Linked DNA regions of Homo sapiens: region 1 is linked to region 2. Evidence: read pairs that join two places in POLR2A ChIA-PET (ENCODE). Cell type or tissue: B cell. All regions are shown on one strand. Links, peaks and the distances in the headings refer to the core of each region. The heading gives the core; the rest is flanking DNA.

The links. ChIA-PET counts read pairs that join two places held together with the same protein. Peaks named below come from ENCODE experiments on the same cell type or tissue, not always from the same donor. Only the 100,000 strongest peaks of a DNase experiment are listed, where the experiment ranks them.
Region 1: POLR2A ChIA-PET joins it to region 2 with 10 read pairs; 16 of 35 experiments call an interaction of 5 or more read pairs at or near these places.

Annotation. Positions count from the first base shown.
Region 1 is chr2:64,792,906-64,805,080 of GRCh38, reverse strand. It overlaps LOC105374776 (a long non-coding RNA gene), which reads right to left. Exons shown (of 3, transcript XR_002959393.2): 3 at 10,209-12,175. Among named protein-coding and RNA genes, the nearest start is that of LINC01800, 65 kb to the left of the region's middle. In B cell, for the core only: no CTCF peak of the experiment used is centred there; no DNase peak of the experiment used is centred there.
Region 2 is chr2:64,653,083-64,665,257 of GRCh38, reverse strand. It overlaps SERTAD2 (SERTA domain containing 2), which reads left to right and starts at 11,345. Exons shown (of 2, transcript NM_014755.3): 1 at 11,345-11,638. LOC124907776 reads right to left here and starts at 11,187. Exons shown (of 1, transcript XM_047446580.1): 1 at 10,035-11,187. The coding sequence starts at 10,978. The coding sequence ends at 10,547. RefSeq lists silencers at 5,734-5,783, 10,712-11,531, 11,269-11,563, 11,672-12,001 and an enhancer at 9,771-9,930. In B cell, for the core only: CTCF peaks have their summits at 3,347 and 9,824; DNase peaks (open chromatin) are centred at 3,397, 6,807, 7,647, 9,837 and 1 weaker place; H3K4me3 peaks cover 3,647 bases; H3K27ac peaks cover 7,539 bases.

The DNA of each region.
Region 1 (12,175 bases), core at 1,323-9,322, 140 kb before region 2:
GTACAGTCTGGGAAGACATTAGCCTACAATCACTTCAATTAATGTAGTTTGGGATGCTTAGGGAGATCATTGACTCAGTACAAAAGGAGGTGAGCACGAACACAGATTCGTTAGTTATTCCTGGAGGTGTGACTTCACATTTGCAATGCTGGAAGTTGCTGTAAACAAGCCTTTTATGATGACTTTAAAAAGCAGTACAGTGAGTGGTTATGGTGGGGAGACCAGTGAAAACAGAAACTGACTAATGCTGTGCAAATGGGCACTTAGTGGTTTGGGAGAAAATTTCCAGTGACAGCATCCTATACAGAGTCCGAGACAATCTCCAGCAGTCCAGATGGAAGTGAGAATGCCTTCAAAATGGCTCTAATGATAATAAGAATACTGATGACCAAGGGGCACAGGAAAAGTTTGAATAGATTTGTTTTAAGAAATATGAGCGACCGGGCACAGTGGCTCACGCCCGTAATCCCAACAGTTTGGGAGGCCATGGTGGGCAGATCACCTGAGGTCAGGAGTTCGAGACCAGCCTGGCCAACATGGTGAAACCCTGCCTCTACTAAAAAAATACAAAAATTAGCCAGGTGACATGGCATGAGCCTGTAATCCCAGCTACTTGGGAGACTGAGGTAGGAGAATCGCTTGAACCCAGGAGGCAGAGGTTGCAGTGAGCTGAGATTGTGCCACTGCACTCCAGCCTGGGTGACAGAGCAAGACTCTGTTTCAAAAAAAAAAAAAAAAAGTGAGAGTGGGAAAAAGCAGCAATTATAAATTAATTCATTATATTATAAAAATGATATTAAACATGTACATATAACTAAACTTATACATGTAATAAGCATATCACAATTTCATCTATATCACCTAAAGTTTTATGTGCTCAAGTTGACCAAAACATCACAGGAGGATTTACCCTTTGGAAAATTTAGTGACGACTTGTATTTGGTGCCAACTTCCATTTGGGCATAGGTGGAACTTTTGCCCAAATTCAAACCAGCAGTGGGAGGACAGCCAGGTTTGTCTGATCTACCCATGTGTTTGCCTTAATTCCTCATTTAGACCTGATTTAACAAAATCTAACACAATGGGTTTGTGCTGTATCATCTATTTCATTCCATTTCAACTCAAAGCATTTATTGACCAGCAACAAAATGGAGAAATTGTTTTTCAAGTCTCTAAACCACTTTTAATAGTGAACTAAGAGAGAAGAGACTGCCTTTGAACCGAAGACTACAGAAAAAGGGTGGTTTTGACTAAGAACAGCACTGGATTTGGGTTTTACAGGCCATTCTCCTTGTTAGGCAATGCATCTTTCCTGTCCTCTTGCTTACTTCCTAAGAAGGATTAAAAATGCCAGAAACCTCAGCCCCAACAGGATGGCTGCAGGGAGCAAATAAATGTATGATTTCCCTCTGTCTGCTTTAAAATAATAATTTTTTTAAAAGCCCGTTAGTCTCTTTGGGTAACAAATTTTTATCTTTTCTTTTCTTTTCTTTTTCTTTCTTTTTTTTTTTTTTTTTTGAGACAGAGTCTTGCTCTTGTCACCCAGGCTAGAGTGCAGTGGCACAATCTTGGCTCACTGCAGCCTCCGCCTCCCGGGTTCAAGCGATTCTCCTGCCTCAGCCTCACGAGTAGCTGGGATTAGAGGTGCCCGCCACCATGCCTGGCTAATTTTTGTATTTTTAGTAGAGATGGGGTTTTGCCATGTTGCCCAGGCTGCTCTCGAACTCCTGACCTCGTGATCCACCCGCCTCAGCCTTCCAAAGTGCTGGGCTTACAGGCTTGAGCCACCGTGTCCGGCCCTACTTTTTCTTTATACTTTGCAGTATCATGTGAATTTTCTACATGAGCATATATTATCTTCAATCAGAAAAGAATCAGTAAGCATTCATTTCTGAAAACACACAACTACTAGGCTCCAGAATTTAAATTTTACTTGCCAGATTTGCATTGAGCCCACGTCACATTTAATCTCTTTCCTTACTATTAATCCAGGCCAGAAAACCAAGGCACTTGCCTGTGGGTAATATATACAAGGATCCCTTCTCTCACGATTGGCCTGCCCCCACACCACTTCCCCCAAGATGCCCAGAGAACCGCACACGAAACAAACAGAACAGAAAGATGCCGAGAAGTTTGATTTTGTGTCAACTTGACTGGATCAGGGGTCCCTGGGTGTTAGGCTAAGGGTGTGTCTGTGAGGATGTTTCTAGATGAGGTTAACATTTGAATCAGTGGGCTCAGTAAAGTTGCCCTCACCAGTGTGGGTGGGCCTTATCCAATCTGTTGAGAACCTAAACAGAACAAAAGGTGGAGGAAGGGAGAATCTGCTTCCTTTTTTCTTTCTTTCTTTCCTTTCTTTCTTTCTTTCCTTTCTTTCTTTCTCTTTCTTTCTTTCTTTCCTTTCTTTCTTTCTTTCTTTCTTTCTTTCTTTCTTTCTTTCTTTCTTTCTTTCTTTCTCTCTCTTTCTTTCTTTCTTTTTTTTTTTTCCTGCTTGACTTATTGAGCTGGGACATGGGTCTTTTCCTGTCCTCAGACCAAGACACACTATAGGCTCTCCTGGTTCTCAGGCCTTTGAACTCAGAGGCAATTACATTACTGGCTTTCCTGGGTCTGCAACTTGCAGATGGCGGATCATGGGACATCTTAGCCTCCACGATCTCATGAGCCAATTCTTCGTAATAAATACATGTATTACTTTTATTATATATATCTCCTATTGGTTCTGTTTCTCTGGAGAATGCTGACTTATACAGATGCCAAAAACAGCTGGTGCTATGTCTTTTTGGTGTGTGTGTTCAATATTATGATGTCTCTCCCTGACAGTCTCCTTGTAAGGCCACACTCTCACAGACATATCAAATCCCTAGAAGTTCTGTGAAATAAAGAAGGAGGCCCTGTGAGCCTCAGGATGAGCCATGCTATCTCTCTGAGCTGGAGTTTGCTCATCTGTAAAATCAGTGATTGGATCCAAAAGAGAAAAATGAAAAGGAGCATTGCTTGAGGAGACAGACAGGACTGGATTCAAATCCCAGCTGCTTATCACTGGGCAGGAAGCTGAGCCTCAGTTTCTTCATTTGAAAGCAGGTGATAAAAGCCCCATTTTGCAGCAGCTATTATCTTGTTGTGAAGAGTAAACATAATGTGGATTGTATACTGTATAATATACACTGGTATATCTTATATGCCAAACAAATGGTAGTAATGGTTGTTATGATCATTACTACTATATATGTGAAAGTGCCTGTTTTTCTTAAAACAAAACCATAAAGCACACTCTGCCAGCTCAGCTGTGCAAACTGTGCACTGCACAACTCCAGAGGGTGCCATCCACATGGACCACAATGTCTGGTGGTACCTGAGAAAGCTCTATAAAACTTTTAGTTATTACTTTTACTAAGAATAACAGAGAGATAATATAGGACTTTTTTTGTTGCGGTAGGCACAGCTGAGGCCTCTACATTGATAAATTAGGTGACAAGAACACCTTTTAAAAGAAACATTCTCGGCCTTCTGGGCAGGACTTGTTAAATAAAAGACAAAAACAAAAACAAAAAAACACAACAGAAACGGAGTTAGTTCTGCGATTCATTCTAAATGTTGGTAGTGAAATTTTACTGGAAAGCGATCCAGATCCAGACCCCAAGAGAAGGTTCTTGGATCTTGCACAAGAAAGAATTCAGGGCGAGTCCATAAAGTGGAAGCAAGTTTATTAAGAAAGTAAAGGAATAAAAGAATGGCTACTCCACAGACAGAGCAGCCCCGAGGACTGCTGGTTGCCCATTTTTATTATTATTTTCTGATGATACACTACACAAGGGGTGGGTTATTCATGCCTCCCCTTTTTAGACCACATTGGGTAACTTCCTGATGTTGCCATGGCATTTGTAAACTCTCGTGGCACTGGTGGGAGTGTAGCAGTGAGGACAACCAGAGGTGACTTTCATCACCATCTTGGTTTTGGTGGGTTTTGGCTGGCTTCTTTATTGCAACCTGTGTTATCAGCAAGGACTTTATGACCTTTATCTTGTGCTGACCTCCTATCTCACCCTGTGACTTAGAATGCCTTAACCATCTGGGAATGCGGCCCAGTAGGTCTCAGCCTTATTTTACACAGACCCTACTCAAGATGGAGTTGCTCTGGTTCAAACGCCTCTGACAAAAATACTGGGGACAGAGTTACCCTGGATTCATAGGCATTTCCCTTGCCCTGAAGCCTAGTGAGAGGACCCGAGAGATGGACCCAGAGTGCTTGACATGGGGTTCCTGCACTTGGGAGGACTGGGAAAGTTGAAAGGTGAGGTACTGGCTGCCCTGCTCCTGACAGCTGGGCAAGGAGAATGCTGCAGAGGAAGGAGCCTATGCCCCACAGAGCATCTGGGAGCATCTCTCGGGCAGAATGGACACCTTGGAAAGAGAGTTGGCTTGAATTGTTTTCAAATTTCTTTCAAGGGCAAGAGATCTGCTTGCTGGGGCGGCTGACCACAGGGGTAGGGAACTGTGCATATCAACCTATCAACAAAAACCAAAGTCACGATGAGGTTAAAGTGGTGGGCTGCAGGGTTGCAGCCCTGGCTAAGCAGCAGTTAGTGCATGGCCATTGCCTCCCCAGGTTTCAAAAAAGTTAATGAGGCATGAGGGGTCACCTGGACCACTTCATAATGACTTTTTACAACGGCCCCAGTCAGGTAGGCAGTTTCTGTCCTTTACCTGTCTTTGCTCCCCATGCCACATCCTGGAGGAGTCAAAGGCTGAAGGAGGAACAGAAGAGTAGGGTAGAAAAAAAATGAGAAATACAGGATGGGTTTGGTTGCAGCTGGGCTAGTAGCTGACTGTTGATGAATTTCTGAGTGAGACTGGAAAAGCGGTGGGATTGACCTTCTCATATCATTCCCAGATGGGCACCCAACATAGCAGGTGTGAGAAAAACAAAGCCATCTCTAGATTTCAGGCCCACAGCTCAGCCCAGTGACTCAGGGTGACGACCCTGGTAGTTGACAGTGCAGCTTTGGCCTCTCCCTCTCTAGGTTCTTTCCTTCTGGACACAGGCCAGGAAAACCTGCCCATGGCTCTGAGCAGCTGCCTCCCTGGATTGGCATGTGCTTCATATCTCTCCAGCTAAAATGAAGGTCCCCTGAAGCCAGGGGCTGTGTTTCTTCTCATCCTTAGCCCCTAACACAAAGGCTATTAAAAGTTTATTATTGAAAAGGAGGAAAGACCCTGGGCATCAGCATCAAGGTGTACAGAAGATGATGGAGGAGGGAGAGTGTGGAAAATGGAAGCGACTCATCCAATAGGCAAGGTGCCAGCTCCTTCTCTCCCTTCATATCTGAGACAGCCATCTCTGGGCTATAAGGTCTCGGGGATAAAGAAAACCATGGACTTCCATCATAATCTCTCCAAAGCCACACTTCTCTGACCTTTAAAAATTCAATTTGAGGAGTTGAATGTGGTGGCTCATGCCTGTAATCCCAGTTACTTGGGAGGCTGAGGTGGGAGGATGGATGGCTTGAGCCCAGGAGGTCAAGACCACCTTGGGCAACATAGCAAGACCCTGTCTCTAAAATATATTTATTTTTAAAGAGCCAGGCATGGTGGTGCACACCTGCGGTCCCAGCTACCTGGTGGGAGGACTGCTTGTGTCCAGGAGTTGGAAGCTGCAGGGAGCTATGATCATGCCACTGCCCTCCAGCCTGGGTGACAGAGCGAGACCCTATCTTAAAAAAAAAAAAAAAATCAATCTGAAACTTAACAGAGTTACCGTAAAAACTAAGTTTTTCTGGCCTTCTCGTAACTGGAAATATCTGGTTTACTACACATCTACTTTACATGAGGATGATTTGTTTCTAGTGATGGCCTGAGACCTGAGGCACTGAAAGATTCTGAAGACCTGGTCATCTCAGAAAGTCTGAGTTCCACAGCAGCCAAAATTGGGCTTGAAGTGTGTTTCTGTACATAAAAGTCTTCAAATGGTTGCTTTTTATTGGCCCAAATAATTGACTAACCTGAAGATCTCATTCCCCAGTCATGTCAGAGGATAAATATTGATCATATTTGGTGGTCAGGCTCAACTATGAGAGAAAATTTCCTCCCTCCATTGCTCAAATAAACGTTCATGCCAAATAAATCTCTCCAGGGCCGACTTCAGATGAAGGATGTTCAAGCTGAAAGAAAGTGATGAACCTACATGAAAACATATGTCCCTTCTCTGTATACATTTATGGATGGATGTCTTAGGAACTCAAGAAAATGCCTTTTTTCCCCAAAAAAAGTACCAACTCCCCTACATTTTCTTGGCAGTTCACAATTAGAGTGCACTGGAGAGATTGAATTATTTTACTTCAAATGTGTAGAAGCACACTGTTCTCAGAAAACTGCTGAAGTCTATCTGAGTATCAGCCTGTCTGATCATTTAGGGTCGCAGCTGTGCAATAAATGTTGGTTTATCCTTTTGGCCATTACAGAGACACTAAATCCAGAGCCAGCGTCCACCCAGAAGTTTTGAGTTTATTTGAATAACATTCTTATGCCTACAGGAAAATGAGTGTCCATGGTGAACTGATGTGTAGGAAATTGTTAAATGTTGAGGGGCAGGATGGGGGATGGTAGAAGAGTTAGAAAAAACCCAAAAACCCAGGGAGGTCATCTCAGAGAATTAGGAAATCCAGATCTTTTCTTTTATAAGCCTCAAATATTTCCAGGATTCCATCTGGCTTTCATTTCTAACCCCTTGTCTTCTAACAAAGAGAATAAAGATGGTTTTAAAACTAAATGTGAGCCCTTCCAGAAAAAGACTGAACAGGAGTTTCTCTCTTCCCCTCTTTTGCCTGGTAGCAGAATTTTCTTTTGCACTATTAAAAATGGCGTGGGCCACCTTTTCTCTAAAAACACACGAAGCTGATGCATAACTCTTTTCCAAATAATTAATCTTTCCAGTGGAATCTTTCAAAGCCCCACATTTCCTGTTATTTTATACAACTGCAATTTGTAACTGGAGCTCCTGCCCAGTGTTCCACAGGCAAAATGCCAAATCCACTACATTTCACCTACTGAGGTGCCCTGCACAAATAATCCTTAACCACAAGTTAAACAGTTAGGTCCTGTGCTCGCTTGAAAGAAAAGCCCAAGAAACAAAAGACTTTTACCATACTTCTGTGCTAAAATTTTAGTGGATGCTCACAATGTTTTATTTTCCAACGTCCACATTTGAAAATATCACCAGTATGCCACAAGAAAAGATTTTTCAAAAATGAATTGGTTCTTGTGTTAAGTGAATGTTTGAGAGTCATAAAAGTGACACCTTCTTAGTTATCTGAAGGCCAAAAGCTGTGGCTGTTGTATCAGATCCACCTCATTTGCTTCCTTGTCTTTGAGCTGGAAGGCCAGAGCTAAGGTTGGCTAAAGGGTAAGCTGGGGAGGCAGGATTTGTGGGGTCGGCAGGTGACCCCATCCGATCTTCCCCCTGCACTTCCCCTGTCCATTCACTCAGTTACCACTCCTCCAAGTTGCCCATGAACTGAAGTTCTCTCAAGATCACTAGGTTGGCCCATCTCTACAAAAAACACAAAAATTGGCCACCTGGGACTACACCTGTAGTCCCAGCTAGTAGGGAGGCTGAGGTGGGAGGATTGCTTGAGCCCAAGAGGTTGAGGTTGCAGTGAGCTGTGTTTGCACCACTGTACTCAAGCCTGGGCGACAGAGCGAGACCTTGTCTCAAAAAAAAAAAAAAAAAAAAAAAAAATCACGAGGTTGAGAGTTTCTTCTCTTTCAAATCCTTTCCATTCTCCTTAAACACCTCCCTACCCCAACTTCACATTTCTTTTTTTTCCCCTGTCATAACAGCCTACGATTGAATCACCTCACATTTCTGCATATGACCTGCCTTTACTTTTCAAAAATTGATGCCATAGAGCCAGGCCCCCAGCTTCCTGCTGCAGCCCCACCTTCCCTGGCGCCATCCCCACTTCCTTTCCTCCCATCCCTTGGCGGATGCGTCCTGCCCTTAGGTCAAGCCCTGCACCTGTGTTCTGGATCCCAGCCCCCAGAGCCCCACACTAGAAAATGTCTCCTCTCCCTTCTATTTCCAACGCTTCTCTGACACCCGAATCCTTCCCATTTACACTTAAGCATGCTTGAGTCTCTCTCAGCACAAAACAAAAACACCTCTCTGAAACCACAGCCCCTTCCTACAACTATTCTTTCTTCTCTCCTTCCCAGCGAAACTTCTCAAATGAGTCGTCTATACTCCACTTCAATTTCATCCGCTCCCCTCACTCCTCAGCCTCATCACTTTAGCTAAAATAATTAATGACCACCACATTGCCAGAAAGAACTCAGTCCTTATGTCCCCTAGTCTCTCTGGGACCATTCCCTCCTAAAACCCAAGTCCCTGGGCTTTGAGGACCAAAGCCCTTCTCATTTTCCTCCTACCTCTTTGCCTGTGGTTTCTTTTTCTCCTTTGCAGACCCAATCTTCTCTACAGAGCCATTAAGTGTTTAGGTTATTTAAGCTTCCTTTTCTCATCTATATGCAATCCCTGCTACCCACATCCACTACTCCGATAATCAGGCTCCTACTTGCAGTTGCCTATGCCAAGTCTCCAACTGGGCTTTTCATAGGCACAAGTTCAAATCCCAAGGATCTTTCCTCCCAGACTTGCCTCACTACCTCAGATTCTTATCTCAGCCAATGACACCACCATCGGCTGGGCTGCTCAGGTCAGAAACCCAGACATCCTTGATGCCTTTCTCTATTTCTCAAATTCAACCTATCCCTCAACCCTGGCAATTTTACCTCCTAAAATTTCTGATGTCCATTCACTTTCTCCATCTCTACATCAAATGCCAGCCCCAGACACTGTCTTCTCTCGTCTGGATCATGGCAATACTCCACCACTGATCTCCCTACATCCATTCTCAACCCTCTCTAAGCGGTCCCCCCAAGTGTTGCCAGACCATGTCACTCTCTTGCATGGAGTTCTTTAATGGTATGTTGGACACAAACCCTGTGTGCCTTCTCAGATTCCCTTGACTGTGTCCTTTTTTCTCTATTGGCTGGTCTTCCACCTGCACTTCCACTTCCAGGTTTGGATGAAATGCCACACCGCAGGTACAACCAATGAGAGGCTGGGTGATGCACCCTGGAAGGACATGGGAGTTAGCTTCTGTAGAATTAAACATGAACAATGGGCAATGCAAGATGGGAGAATACCAGGCAGATAAATTATTCCTTCCTTTCTACCTGCTAAGAATTGCTCTGAGATATGATTTTCCACATTAACTTTCTGGAGAAGTCCTGTGTGGTTAACAAACACCTGGTAACCAACCCGCTGTGTTTCCTTGCAGCTGGAGCTCATTGTGGTGCAGTAACCAGAGTGATAACACAGCATTGCCTTGCTCCACATCTTTCCTCACTTTACCTCCCTTTTCCTCACCCTCACTGTCCTGGCTTTTGCCTTCCAAGAAAGTGTCACCACTTTGGTCTTTAACTCAGATTTTACTTCTTAGAGGTCCCAGGCAAGACAAATGCTTAGGATAAAGACCATAATATCTATCCAAGCTTTACAGGAACTGATTCCTGTGTACTTCGTTAGCTTCTCTCGTCTCTTACTTACCACTTTCCTGTCTATCTCCAACTACAATAGAGAGTTCTTTTTTCATGCCAAGTCCTCACACGCCTTCCTCTCCACCATCTCCTGGCTTCATCTGGCTAACTCTTTTCCCACCTGATCTCAGTTTCCACATTACTTCCTTCACTTCCTTTGGGAACCTTTCCAGCCCTCTCCCTGCTTTCTCCTCTCCAAGTCTCCTAAGTTAGGACTGTCAGTGCTCTAAGTCATTATTCCAATAGTGCTGGACCCTCCCGCACTGACGGTAAATTCCATGTGAGCAGGGACAGTGTCTGCTTTTGCTCTCCCTGACATCAACAGCACCCAGCAAAGGAGTTTAAAACTCAACAAATGTATCTGAGTTAATGAACCCATGGGGTTCAACCTTATTGTCTTACAGACGGAGAAGCTAAGATCAAAGAGATTAAGAGATTCATTCAAGATCAGACAGTTAGCTAGTGAGTGGTAGAACTCAGTTTTACCTTCTACTTTTTAAATTAAGAATCATTCTTCTCAATTCTGAAAACGACAGATAACAGACAGATCAATGAAACAGAATGGAGAATCCAGAAATAGACTTAAATACCTGCTTCAACATATGAAAAGTGCTCAGCTTCATTCATTTATAATAAAAGAAATGCAAATCAAAAATAGGAAGTGACTTTTTTTTATCTTTCTGACTGGCAAAATTCACAAAATTTGATAATTGCCTCTCTTGATGAGGACACTCAACAGTAAAGTTCCAAATACATAAAAGTAAATTTATGAGTGTTTACGGAGTGTGTAAATTGTTTTCCCTCACGGAGGACAGTCTGGCAATAGCTATTTGATTGCAACAAGTACCAAATCACAAGGGCACATGCTCTCTGCAATTCAACCCAGCAGTTCAACTTTTAGGTACTTATCCTGTAGATGTATTTGCCCAGGTGGGAAGTAGCGAATGTACAAAGTTATTCATTGCGGCGTTATTTGTAACAGCAAAAGATTTAATGTGCATTATTTAAGGACTTAAGTAAATTATGTTATTTTCATACAATGAAATATTATGTAGCTGTTTAAAAAGGCTAATAAGGCAGTTCTATTCTTTTGAATTCCACATTTCTGTAAATGGAATTTTCCATACTCCTATATATGGAATATTTTATACTCTTGTCGTAGGAATATCCCATAGTCCCATGTATTCCATATTTCTATAATAATATGAAACCCTTTCCAAGAGGCATTAGGTGAAAAAAAGCAAGGTACACAGTAGTTATATAATATGCCACAATTTGGGTTAAAAAATGAACAAAAACTCCAAATAAAATCAATTGAATTGTAAACTAAATTCAGTGAGGGCAGTGCCTTTATATAGTTTGTGTTTCTTACATTGCACAGCAAATGCTTCAATTACTGTTAATTAAATGTCTCTATTAATATTTGTTGATTAATTTCAATAAGAAGAAATGTCCTAAGTGATAAGGGAAGTGAGACAAAGGAAAAATACACAAGTAGTCATTGTGTATACTTGTTAGTCATTTGGGTAAAATATTATCAAAGAAGAAAATGTAATCTGACAGTCAGTATGATGGTTTAGGTCATCTGCAGATTTTTTGTTATGCACCATGAATCAGTTAGCCATTCCCATGAGAACTGAAGAGCTCTGCACTCTTGGTTGTATGAACTCCTTTCTACCTCAACTAGAAAGGAACAGATACGCTATAAAGCTTTCCCTGCCAAAAGCTTATTGAGATCAGGTCTCTGTTATTGGTATGTCCTCACTACTGGATTAACCTGATTTCTCACTCATATGCCACATCAGGCAAACCAAATGAAAAGATGCTTATGTATTGGCAGAGAGCTTTGCTCACACTAAAGAAACAGGTATAATTTGATTAAAGCCAGGGTTTTATATTGCTGTCTGTGTGTTCTTTTGGAAGACGTATGACTATATAGCTTAGACCTGGGAAGTAATAACTGTGAAATCTATCTGTTGCCAAAGTAAATATCTGCGTGTTTTCCTGTCAAAATGCTCAGTGTTTGAGCTTGCTGTGCCTCAGTGGGGACGTTACTGCTACAGAGGCACTTATGTTATTTCTTTTCTGGATTTGAAGGCTTTTTTTCTGAATAGTATTTGAGTGTGTCAATACAAAGGTATTTCCTAGTATGACAAAAGCTCAACGATATTTATAATATCAGGAAGCTGTTGTTTTCTTATCCCGAAATCAGTATATTAAAGGCAGAAAGAGTCACTGAAAGCAGGCAATGTACTCTTTACAGAACTAGTCTTGATCCTTTGGCTTCATCTTAGATAGATAGATAGATAGATAGATAGATAGATAGATAGATAGATAGGGTGTTGCTTCAATGTATAGAATAAAGACTACATTTCTTAGCCTCTCTTGCAGCTAGATGTGGTTGTGCATTGGTAGGTAAGTGGTATTGTATGGGTCTTTCAAGGATTAAAGGAAGCTGAATTGCCAAGATGACCCCCCACCCTCTTTTTTATCCATTGGGGCTTGATAGCCTGTATTAGAATGCTGGAGTGATACTGAGATGAATAAGACATGGTCCCTATCCTTGAGACATTTA
Region 2 (12,175 bases), core at 2,015-10,014:
CTCTTCCTAATTCTTGAGTTCAGTTGGGAGGCTTGAAATCAGCCATGGTATGGGTATTTATACCACAGAAATCAGCAAATGCTACAAATAAAAGCTTCCTTCCCTATCCCCCTAGCTGGTTGTTAAACATTTGCTAGCACATCACAGATTTTAACTTTATACCATCCTTGGGAGAACTGAGGAAACAGTCACTTGAATCCTTTTCTGTAGAGCTTATTTTTCTATATGAGAAAGACTGTATGTGGCAGGGTGTGTGCATCTCCAACTTTACTAGACAGTGCCTAATTAGGCTGGGCATGGTGGCTCAGGCTTATAATCCCAGCACTTTGGGAGGCTGAGGCAGGAGGATTACTTGAGCCTAGGAGTTCGAGATCAGCCTAGGCAACATAGTGAGACCCCATCTCTACAAAAACCCATAAAAATTAGCTGGGCATGATGATGTGCACCTGTGGTCCCAGCTATTTGGGAGTCTCAGAGGATCGCTTGAGCCCGGGAGGACAAGGCGCAGTGAGCTGTGTTGGCACCATTGCACTCCAGCCTGGGCAACAGAGCAAGACTGTCACAGAAACAACAAACAAACAAAGAAAATGCCTAATTATCTCCAAAGTGGTCATACCAAATTATATATCCACAAGTTTTATGAGAGTTCCTTTTTATCTGCTTTCTCATCAGTATTTGATATTGGTATACATATAAAACTTTGATTTTTATCAGTTTGATAGCTGTGAAATATCTCTTTATAATTTGCATTTTTCTTTTTTTGTAGAAATGAGGGTCTAGCTATGTTGCCCAGGCTGGTCTTGAACTCCTGGCCTCAAGTGTCCTACCACCTCAGCCTCCCAAAGTGCTGGGATTAGCGGCATGTCCACTGACACAACCTGATTTGCATTTTTCTTTTTACTGATGAAGTTGAGTGCCTATTCCTGTGTTCATTGGACATTTTAGTTTCCTCACCCATTTTTCTATTGGATTTATCTGTCTTTTAAAAGATTGATTCAGAGGAGTTCTTTGTTAATTCTGAATACTAATCTTTTGTTGATTCTATTTCTATGAATCACGTATATCATTTGACAATCTTTAGCTTGCCTTTAACTTGTTTGTAGTGTATTTTATGTAAGAGATGTTTAATTTTAGTGTAATCAAAGCTATTGATATTTTTCTTTATGGTTTGTTCATTGAGTGTTTTGTTTCTTCAATAGTCAGAATCCCTGCAGGAAACAGAATTCTACTGAGATGATTCAACTAAAGAGACACTAGTGAAGGGACATTTTACAGAGATGTGACAAAAGTTGAGGCACAGAAGACAAATAACTGTAGGAAGCTGTTACTATCCTTAAGCCTAAAGGGGAAAGGGGAAGAAATGGTGTTGCTAGAACCTGGTGGGAGTTGGCATCCTGGAGAAGGGGCCACCTGGCAGAAGCTGTAGTTGTGGAGGGATGTGTACTCGCAGGTGAGGGCCCAAAGCAGGAAGGAGCAGGGAAGAAGTACCCCAGCTTCTCCACCTTCTGACCCATTGGTCTCCTTCTGGTACCTTCTTTGTCTGAATCCAGTTGGAAGCTAGTGAGCAAAGGAACTTGGGTGAGGTGGTCCCTAGATGTCAACATTTCAAGGCATGGAGCCAAGCAGAGGCAAGTGGAGAATGAATCTCAGATGAACTACAGTCAGCACATTTTCCTTATCCTAAAGCCATAAACATATTTTCATATATTCTCTCCCAAAAGTTTAAAATTTTGTTTTACCTATTTAGTCTACCTGAAATATATTTTTTTGTAAATATTAGGCACCTAATTTATTTTTCATACAGGTAATCAGGTGGCCCTGAGCTATTTATTTATAATTTTTTTGAGACAGTCTCGCTCTGTCACCTAGGCTGGAGTGCAGTGGTACCAACATAGCTCACTGCCGCCTTGACCTCCTGGACTCAAGCGATCCTCCCACCTCAGCCTCCTGAGAATCTGGAACCACTATGCTCTGCTAAATGTTGGTTTTTTGTTTTGTTTTGTTTTGTTTCTTTTTGAGATGGAGTCTCTCTCTGTTGCCTGGGCTGGAGTGCAGTGGTGCAATCTCGGCTCACTGCAACCTCTGCCTCCCAGGTTCAAGTGATTCTCCTGCCTCAGCCTCCCAAGTAGTTGGGATTACAGGAGCCCGCCACCACGCCTGGCTAATTTTTTTTGTATGTTTAGTAGAGATTGGGTTTCACTATGTTGGCCAGGCTGGTCTCGAACTCCTTACCCCGTGATCCACCCGCCTCGGCCTCCCAGAGTGGTGGGATTACAGGCATGAGCCACCGTGCCCAGCCTGCTCAGCTAATTTTTAAAATTTTTGTAGAGACAGGGTCTCTTCATGTTGCCCAGGCAGGGTTCAAGCGATCCTTCTGCCTCAGCCTCCTGAAGTGCTGCGATTATAGGTGTGAGCCATCGTGCCTGGCCCTGAGCTACTTATTGAATTCTTTCCTTACTGATCTGTAATTTCACTTCAGTCATGTATTACACTTCCATATATATGTGGTTCTGAACTCTCAATTCTGTTCCATTGATCTATTTATCTGTACCTATGTCAACTCTACTCTGCTCTAATTACTAGAGCTTTATAATAAGCTCTGATAGGACATGTCCCCCATCTTGTTCCTTAAGCTTATTACAACTGTGTTTGGCCCTTTTCTATTTCAGATGAATTTTAGGATTCATTTGCCAAGTTCCATTGAAGGAAAATATGGGATTTAAATTTCATGTAATTTGTTGATAAGTTTGGGGGAGAATCTGCATGTATATAGTATTAAGTATTCTTGTCCATTAAATGGTATGGCTCCCCATTAATTTTTATCTTTTCATCTGATGAACTTTTGGAAAGGTGTTTGTCTTCTCACTTTTCATTTTTGGCTGTAATGAGAAAATCGTAATTCTGGAATCTTTATTCTCATTGCTGTTAATTGTTATTAAAACTAAAAGCATGATGTCTCACAGTTTTAAAGGGGCAACAAATCAGAATGGATTGAAAATCAGTATCTGATTAATTAAAAATTTTTTCTACCTTTTTGTAATTTGGGCTTTAGTTTCTTAAAGGAAGCTAAACAGAAATTATGTTGAAATTATCAACATTAGTCCCACAAAAATGATTTTTCCGTAGCCCAGTACTGGATTGTGCTGCACTCTGTGTAAAGAGGCCAAATGAATAGCTCTGCACTCATAGTGAGGGAATCTGGCACTTTTTAAGTGAGATTTTTGACTTGTTGTGACTCTTTCAGATGTATGTTTTCTTTTAAATGAATCATCTTTAAATATATGCATTGTCTGAGCAAGTTCAGGATTGTAAAGTGTACATTTAATTGTAACAGAACAGAACAGCAGTGGGCGTCTGTGCTACAGATGATATTCTTAGGGTATTTGCTGCCATCCACTCTCCTTTCTAAATTTGGTGTTACAGATTCAACTTCTGTTTTTAAAAGGGAAGTTGCAGATAGATCATTCACACTATTATTTTCTCCTTAAAGCTAGCTTCTCTGCCCATGTGAGGAGTTTCCTATAACCTAAACAAGACTTCTCCAAGAAAACCGCTTTGAAACAAATATTACTTAGCAAGATTAAATCTTTTGTTCAATATTTAAAGTATATTTTTGAAAAAACAATTGACTACTTATACAAGTGTACCTAATGTGGTGTTGGTGTCTGAGCTGCTTGCTTTATTTTCTTCCTACTTGACTTTACTCTGCATTTCTGAAATTTTAGATATAAAAATTTAAAAACTAAAAACAAAAAAGAGAAAGAGAACAAAAATTATACATTTTATTTTATTTTCATTCATTCTTTAATTTGTTTTGAGTCAGCTCTGTTGCCTAGGCTGGTGTGCAGTGGTGCGATCTCAGCTCACTGCAACCTCTGCCTCCTGGACTCAAGCAATTCTCATGCCTCAGCCTCCCGAGTAGCTGGGAATACAGGCGTGTGCCACCATGCCCAGCTAATTTTTTTGTATTTTTAGTAGAGACGGGGTTTTGCCATGTTTGCCAGGCTGGTCTCGAACTCCTGGCCGCAAGTGACCTGTCCACCTCAGCCTCCCAAGGTGCTGGGGTTACAGGCATGAACCACCATGCCTGGCTATAAATTTTAAATTGTGTGTGTGTGTGTGTGTGTGTATATATATATATTCCAGTTTAAAGCAAAAGACTAGTATTATTAGACAGGTTGGATAATTTTGAAAACGTCTTGTTTATTCTGGCAACAGGTCTTTAAAAGACAATTCTACATTAGCGACTAAAAGGTAAAGCCTACACAGTCTTGGCAAGTGTTACCTCTCCCCTAGAAAACTAATACAAATTCATGTGGCAAAGGGCTGATTCATTTTTAGTTGTATATTGTGTTTTACACTTAAACTGTATCTTCTGTTCACGTTTATTTTCTAATGATGCCTCATAGCCTAAACTTGGAGGCACTTCCTGGGCACCTATTCACATTAAAGTCTTGATTTTTTTTTTTAACTTCTCTTAAGTAGAATTTTTATAGCTGAGACTTCAAAAAATGGTTTAAATATATTATTTACATTACAAAATTCACCATGCTTAAAAGTCCTCTTTACTTATAAGGCTTAAAGGTACTCAATCCTAGATAGTTTCTACAATAAATATAAGAATATGTAAACCAAAAGATAGAATTTAGTCTAGCCAATCATATAAATTTGCTTGATTTTAAAACATAAAAACATTTAGCATTAGAGTAATACTTTGGAAAAAAAATATTTTTCCTGTCATCACTTTGCCATTTTTTCCTCAGAATTAACAGATAAAATTCTTAACTACTGTCATATTTTTGTATTCCATGAACAAAAGGGTGTGAAGGTGACAGTGTTAAATGCTCATTTGAACCATTCAGGTAGCCATTGGAAAATTTGGATAGATAAGTCTTTTTTTTTTTTTTTTTTTTTGAGACAGAGTTTAACTCTTGTTGCCCAGGCTGGAGTACAATGGCGCGATCTCGGCTTACTGCAACCTCTGCCTCCCGGGTTCAAGAGATTCTCCTGTCTCAGCCTCCTGAGTAGCAGGGATTACAGGCACCCACCACTACGCCTGGCTAATTTTTGCTATTTTTAGTAGAGATGGTTTTTTTTTTTTTTTAATTTATCTTCAGGTTGATGGCCTAAGCATATATTTTGGTTTTCTTCAACCCCTATGTGGCTTTTTTATTTAACCTAAAAATCAAATGCTGCTGTGTTTTAAAATGTTATTTGACTGATACTTTTCATTCTTAAAGTAAGTAGGCAGAGAAGAATCTTCATTAAAAAGTACAGAATGGTGAGATTCTGGCAATAATTTGGTGTTTATCTGCAAGGTTGTTCCCCGTGTAATGATCCTGTTAAAATTAACTCTTAACAGTACATACTTCATGAGAGAAATTTTAGCAGGAAAGATTAACCTCTTGAGTTTTTGAAGCTGGTGTAAGTGCTTCAGCATTCCTCATTGGTCCACTTATTGAGTGATCCCTATTGAATGCCTACTGTGTCAGGCAGTGCTGTAGAGGCTAGAGACAGGGTGGTAAACAAGAATGACTGTGTTATGAACCTTACTGGAAATGAGTGAGGGGCTAGAGGATATGATGAGTTTTATTTCTTTTTTGTTGTGGTGGTTGTGGATTATTAATTCTGTGGGATAAAATATGGTGCTAACAAGGCTAAGCATAGGCAGGATTGGAGTTTTTTGTATAAGAAACAGAATTGTTATTCCATGACCCATGTAGAGAGATGGAGCTAAGCAGCATCCAGTTCCTAGCCCAGCACTACCCTCCTGTTAGTCTCTGCACGTTGACTCTGTATTTCCTGGCTCTGCACCATCTGCTGTTTCTGAGGAGTGTATGCTCTTCTCAAGACGCTCAGCACTCCTGGCTTCCACAGAATGCTTCAGTGAATGTTAGATCCAGACTTTCTTTGACCCTGGAGTCAGCTTGATAAAGAGTTCCATTGGTAGGTCCTTCTCAGATCCTCTGTTTAGTCCTCTATGAAATGTGGGTAGTAGTACCTGCCCTGCCTATGGCACAGGGAAGGTATTATGAAGAGCAAACAAGTGGATCCATATGAAAGCACCTTGTGGCCGGGCGCGGTGGCTCACGCCTGTAATCCCAGCACTTTGGGAGGCCGAGATGGGCAGATCACCTGAAGATGGGAGTTCGAGACCAGCCTGACCAACATGGAGCAACCCCGTCTCTACTAAAAATACAAAATTAACCAGGTGTGGTGGTGCATGCCTGTAATCCCAGCTACTTGGGAGGCTGAGGCAGGAGAATCACTTGAACCCAGGATGCCGGAGGTTGCAGTGAGTCGAGATTGTGCCATTGCACTCCAGCCTGGGCAACAAAGAGCAAGACTACGTCTCAAAAAAAAAAAAAAAAAAAAGCCCCTTGTAAATTGCCTGCTGCTATACAAACTTAGGGGGTAGGGGTATTCCCAGTCTCACAGCTGGGTGACTTGAACCCTAAGGGGTAACAAATCTAGAAGAATATGGATAGAACTGCTCAAGTCCATCTTCTGGACTTAAAAAAATAATTCAAAGAACATATTGAAGAGAGCACATTATCATTATTTGTATTTCTAGTCCTTTCATTTAGAAATATGTGGACATGAACTTGGTTTTATATTCTTCCAGACAAGCTGAGCAGCTTCCAAAGCATTTTATCTCATTTTAGCCCTAAAACTCCTCCATGAGGATATTGACAGTGTAATCACTGTTTCATAGACTCTTAGCTCTAGGGAGGGGCTCTTGAAATCTTTGAGTCCAAGTTCCTTTTTTTGCCAGGTGTCGAAGCAGGCCCAGTGCAGAGGGTCTGATTCGGCCTCCCTGCTCGCTGTGGCTGACGAGCTAGCCCTGAAATCACCTAACTCAACAACCCTGTGCTCTTTTGACGAGAACTGGTGCTGATCCTAAATCCGTGACCAGTCAATTAAGAAACTAAAAAGTCATAGATTTATCATGGTTAAGTAATTAATGTGTACAAGATCTTCAAACTCCTAGTCCAGGACTTTTCCTGTCACCAGGCTGGTTCCTGGGGGCAAGAAAGGTCTGTGCAATTTCTAACATTCATTGAAATTTTCTGTGGAAGCTAGAAGTGTGCTCAGTGCCTTGAGAAGAGTGGGAACTTCTCAAGAATGATGGATGGCTTATAGACAGGAATAAATACATAGTCGATGCGTAGAGGCAATGTGTGTTGTGTAGGGAGCTGGGGATGGGAGATGTTTCTGAGAAGTGACCACCAGTCTTAGTGGAGTAGTGTCCCTACAGGAGGGAACCCTGGAGTTGTCAGAGTCACCAAGAAGGTTCTTTGCATTTTGATAGACTGCACAAGGCTTTTGAAGATTCAGTGGAAAATGGAATAGGAAGGAAGCTGATGCCTAACAGAAGCCATCTTCTCCAGTAATAGTTCGAAGGGACTGACCCCAAGTGCTAGAAAAAAAGGAAATGGTTTTAAAAGCATTTTCTTTAAATATTGCCATGAAGATTGTGTTTCAGGTTTAGATTTACATATTGTCAGATTTTTAAAAGAGAAAAAGGTATATCTTTAACAGACAAGTGAAACCTCCCTCAGAAGGTAAGAAGCAGTCGTTGCAAAGCAGTTCAATGTAACAACATGGAAAGCTTTGCAAAGGGGCCTTCACTGGAGCTGTAGTTCTGCTTTTATGAATTGTGACTTCAGGGAGGAGCAGAAAAAAACCATGACAAAAGCAGGTGGAAGAAGAGATGGAGAAAAGTTTGCAGAAGTAGAGGAGTTCACTTGCTGCTTCAATAGAATTGTTTTAAATTGTTAGTGGCTGAAAAGGACTGAATCTGCCTGTGCCATCTTTGCGAGAGTATTTACTTTTCCAAATCATTGTATCCTCTATTGACTCCTTGCTAATCAGTTAGGTGATGTGACTTCCAGAACTTTATTTTGAAGACTTATTCCAATATTCATTTATCCGAATGATGAGTCCACAGTTAGGATCTCCGTATTTTCCATGAAAAGCTTATTTAGCCTAGCTGGCTCTATACAATTCATTTAATAACTGAAACATTTATCTTTTTTGCCATAAAACCAAGACCAATATTTGCAAGGTATATAGATGGATGATCATTACTGGCATTTCAGGTGGAACCTGAAAGATAAAAATTTAATAAAAGCAAAGGAAAAATGAAATTAAGTTCAAAACCTGTTGTAAAGTCTTTGTTTCTCAGTTTATATACCCAGTTTGCCCCTTGTGTTTTTGGTGTGTGCTAATTAAGTGCCAAAAGTGGCCTTCAGTTAGTGCACTAGTGTACTAGTCTATAAGATGTGAGGGCACAGAAACTTTCAAAGGAGAAGCAGTGAAGTGTAAACTAGTACCCAGAACTACAAAATGATGCCGAGAAGTACTTCTCTGAAATTAAACTCAGGAGCATTTTTAAAATTTACCATCACAGTTCTATACTTATAAAAGAAATGTTTCTTTTCTCCCTAAACAGATATGTTCCTGGTAGTTAAATGTGGATGACTAGCCTAATTTCTTATAACTGTTCTAAAGTTATGTTATATGAAAGTGAGAGGCAGATCTTCTAAATTCTGGATGAGGCCCTCAGAGTAGGATTATTTTAAATGGGATTTTGTTTTGAGACAAGATCTCACCTACATTGGAATGCAGTGGTGTGGTCATTGCTCACTGCAACCTTGAACTCCTGGGCTCAAACAATCCTCCCATCTCAGCCTCCTTAGTAGCTAAGACTATAGGCATGCATCACCATGCAGGGCTGATTTTTTCATTTTTTGTGGCGATGGGGGTGTCGCTATGTTGGCCAGAATGGTCAACTCCTGGCCTCAAGTGATCCTTCTATCTAGGCCTCCCAAATTGCTGGGATTACAGGTGTGAGCCACTGCACCCAGCCCTTAAATGGGCTTTTAAATCTCCCAAAGAGTGAGAACAAAATTTACATATTCACTAAACACTGCTTATTCAATGACATGATTTGAAATAATATTTTATTGAATAAATATTTCAAATCATGTCATTGCATACTGAAGGGAGCTGACTTCAGAAGTGTGGAAAGTGCCTTTCCTTATCCTCATAGACTTGAATTTCTAGGGCTGGGTAGAGATTGCTGTCCTGGCCTATGTGTGGCTCAGCCTTGGGGTAGGGGGTTGCATAAGGGGAGGGAGAGGGTTAACCAGCTGGTGTTAACCACATTGGCAGCTGTTGAAACTGCCAGCTCACTTTAACTTCTTGGTCAAAGATGCCAGATTCTAAAAGTGGGGGAAGTGGGAGCTATTTGTAATGTGTACATTGATAAGATGTTACAGCCTTCAGAGGTATAAAGAGATGGAAACTATTTCACTCCAAAAACGCAGGTTGCTGGTCTCGTTAAGAGCGCAAACCTTTGTTTGAGCAGGTACAGAATACAGACCTTATGGACTTCAGCAGAATCCTGTCTATCCTAGTGACACAAAATTGTCACTTTGACTTAAATCCTGTTATTTTATACAGAAACACTGCATTTGGTGTAATCTATTTGCTAGAAAATATCCAAGTGTCACAAAAGTTCTGCAAGTGTAACTTCCTGCTTACTTTAATTCAAGAATAGCAGTTTAAATTCACAAATAGCAGTTTAAATTCACCTTAAATTCAACAGAGCTAATGCCTCTGGCCTCCTCTACAAAGATATCACAGGAAGAGATTATTGCAGCTTCTATTTCAATGGCTTTTCCTTAAAGTGAGCACTGAAAGTATAAGTGAGTGGGTGGTTAGGAAACTGTTAGTAGTTAATGCCCTCTCTAAACTGCAGAACTCTGGAAATGAAAAATATCTTCGCTTCACAGCAAAATGTTTGAATGTTATGCCACTCAGGCGCAAACTGAGCAAGACCTGCAGAGGGCCGGTGAGCACAGCTTCCATAATATGTCATTTTGAATGCCATTATAATGAGACTTTGCAAAGATATCCACAAATAATTAGCTTTTGGCTTAGGTTATACTGTATAAGACTTTAATTATACTGAGGGTCCAGTAAAAACCTTTTCCATCCTCCTTAAAGATAAAACAAGAAGCGTTGTCTCCTCTATCAACATTTCAGCACAAGTTTAATTTCGATGAGATCATCAATTTGATTGATAACAAATCATTACAGAACAGTTTAAACAAGTCTAAATTTCTCTTGATGTTAACGACTTACAATCGCCTTTATGTTAGGTCTTAAAGCTTTATTATTCTTAAATACAACTAGTATAGTGGACCATTAAACTCCAAAGTGATCTGAAATGATATTGATTGGGGTGGCAGCCAAAATTTTAAGGTGCCTGCCTGCATTGCCTTTTACATCTTGACGCTGAATGCACGTGTAATTTTTAAAATAATCATTAATTTTCCAGTGGAACCATCTATCTGGCCTCTTTCCCTAGTGCTCTTAAATTCTCACCATTTGGGCATACACACATTCTCTTCCAACTAGTATAAATTTCCCTGGTAAATTTAAGTAGTTCCAAGCATAAGCTTACTCCACGGGAGGGAAAGGCTATCAATGTGAAACTTGTGGGCAGAGGACTGCGCCTCCGACCTGGCTGCGTCTCCTAGCTTGGCTTCCCTCCTGCCGGGTCTGCACCGAGCCCCGGCCGGCCCCGAAGGATGCAACTCGTTCGGTCCGGCTCCCAAAGTGCCGTGGACTTGGTGACCCACTTCTCGTGTCGGGCTGAGGCCACGCGGGCAAGGGACTTTTTCTGTCCCCGGCTCACGGCTGGAGCCCCCATCCTGCCGTTCGGACCAGTGCGGGCCTCGGAGGAGTGTCCCGCAGCGGACCCCCGCCCAGGAACCCCTGCAGGCAGCGAGACGGGCGCCCGGGCCAGCTCTCTGCCCCTCGCCCCCCGCGGGGACCCTGCCCGCCCCGCTGACCGGCCCCACGTTGCCAAATAGCTCAAATGCTTGTCATATTTGCGGTCGCGCGGCTCCGCGGGCTGTGCACGCGCTGCACTCGCCGCCGCCTTTGTCACCAGCCGCTTCGTCATTCGCCTGAGCACTTCTAGAGTGTGTAGGGGGCGTTACTAGTGGCAGTGGTGGTCCTCGGGCCGGAGTGTCTCCTTCTGTCTCCCCTCCTCTTTCAGCCCGTCCTTACGAGAAAATCAGGGGCGCGCCGGCCCGGCAGGGAGCTGGGGGCGGCGCTGCCACCAGGCGCCCACTGCGCCCCGCCGCCCCTTCCTGCTCCTCCTGCGGCCGCGGCCGGCCGCGGCCGGCCCCGGCCTTTATCGCGCCTCCCGGGACCGCCGGGGAGAGGCGGGCCGGGGCGGGGCCGGCGGGGGCGGGGTCGGGCGGCCAGGGGCGGGGCCTGCGGCGCCGGGGCCCGGAGCTCGCGGGAGGCTCGCGGGCCGCACGTCACTCCTGCACGGCGAGTGCTGGAGCACGACGTACCGCTCGCTCGGTCAGGGCGCCCCCTCCGCCCGCCTCCTGCTTCCTCCTCCGCTGCCTGCCGCCGCCGCCTCCACCATTGTATAATGCTCGGGGCGCGCAGGCAGAGAACGGCGGAGTCTTAGCTTCAGCCTCGCCTGCTGCCCGCTCCCCGGCGCCACCCTCGGGCCCCTGGAGCGGGGCACTCCGCATGGAGCGGGAGTAGCTGAGGAGTGGGCGGAAACCCCTCCTGATGCGTTAGTTCCCAGGTGGAGCTGCATGTGGTAAGTTCTCCCGGCGTCGGGCTGGAGGGGATCCGCGGGCGCGGGGGGCTCCGGGTGGATGGGGGGCCGGTGTTGGGACTCGGCCAGGGCTGGGAGAGCCCGGAGGGCGGAGGAGGGGCCGGGCGCCGCCGCGGGAGGGAGCCGGGGACGGAGCAGGTACGGGAGGAGCGCTCCCTCCCGCGGCCCCGGTCCGGGCCCCGCGCTCTCGGACCCCCGGCGCCTGCGGGCTGAGCCGCTGGGGGGCAGGGCCGGGGTCAGGAGGGGGTCGGGAGCTCGGAGAGCCGAGCGGCGGGCGGGGGCGCCTGGAGCTGTCGCCTCTACAGCTGGGATGTGTGTGCGCGTTGTGGCGGTTGTGTTGTTGTGAACGTGCGAGACTTTTTTTAAGGCTCGGATTGCTGGCGCGAAGGCTGCTTCACTTTTGAGTTCCGTGGCCGGGTTTGCATCCAACTTACTGTAGTGCGTTTTTGTGAATTTCCCGGTGTTTTTTTTAATAATGTTGAAAACCTTCCTCTCCACCCTCTTTTCTTTCGTCCATGC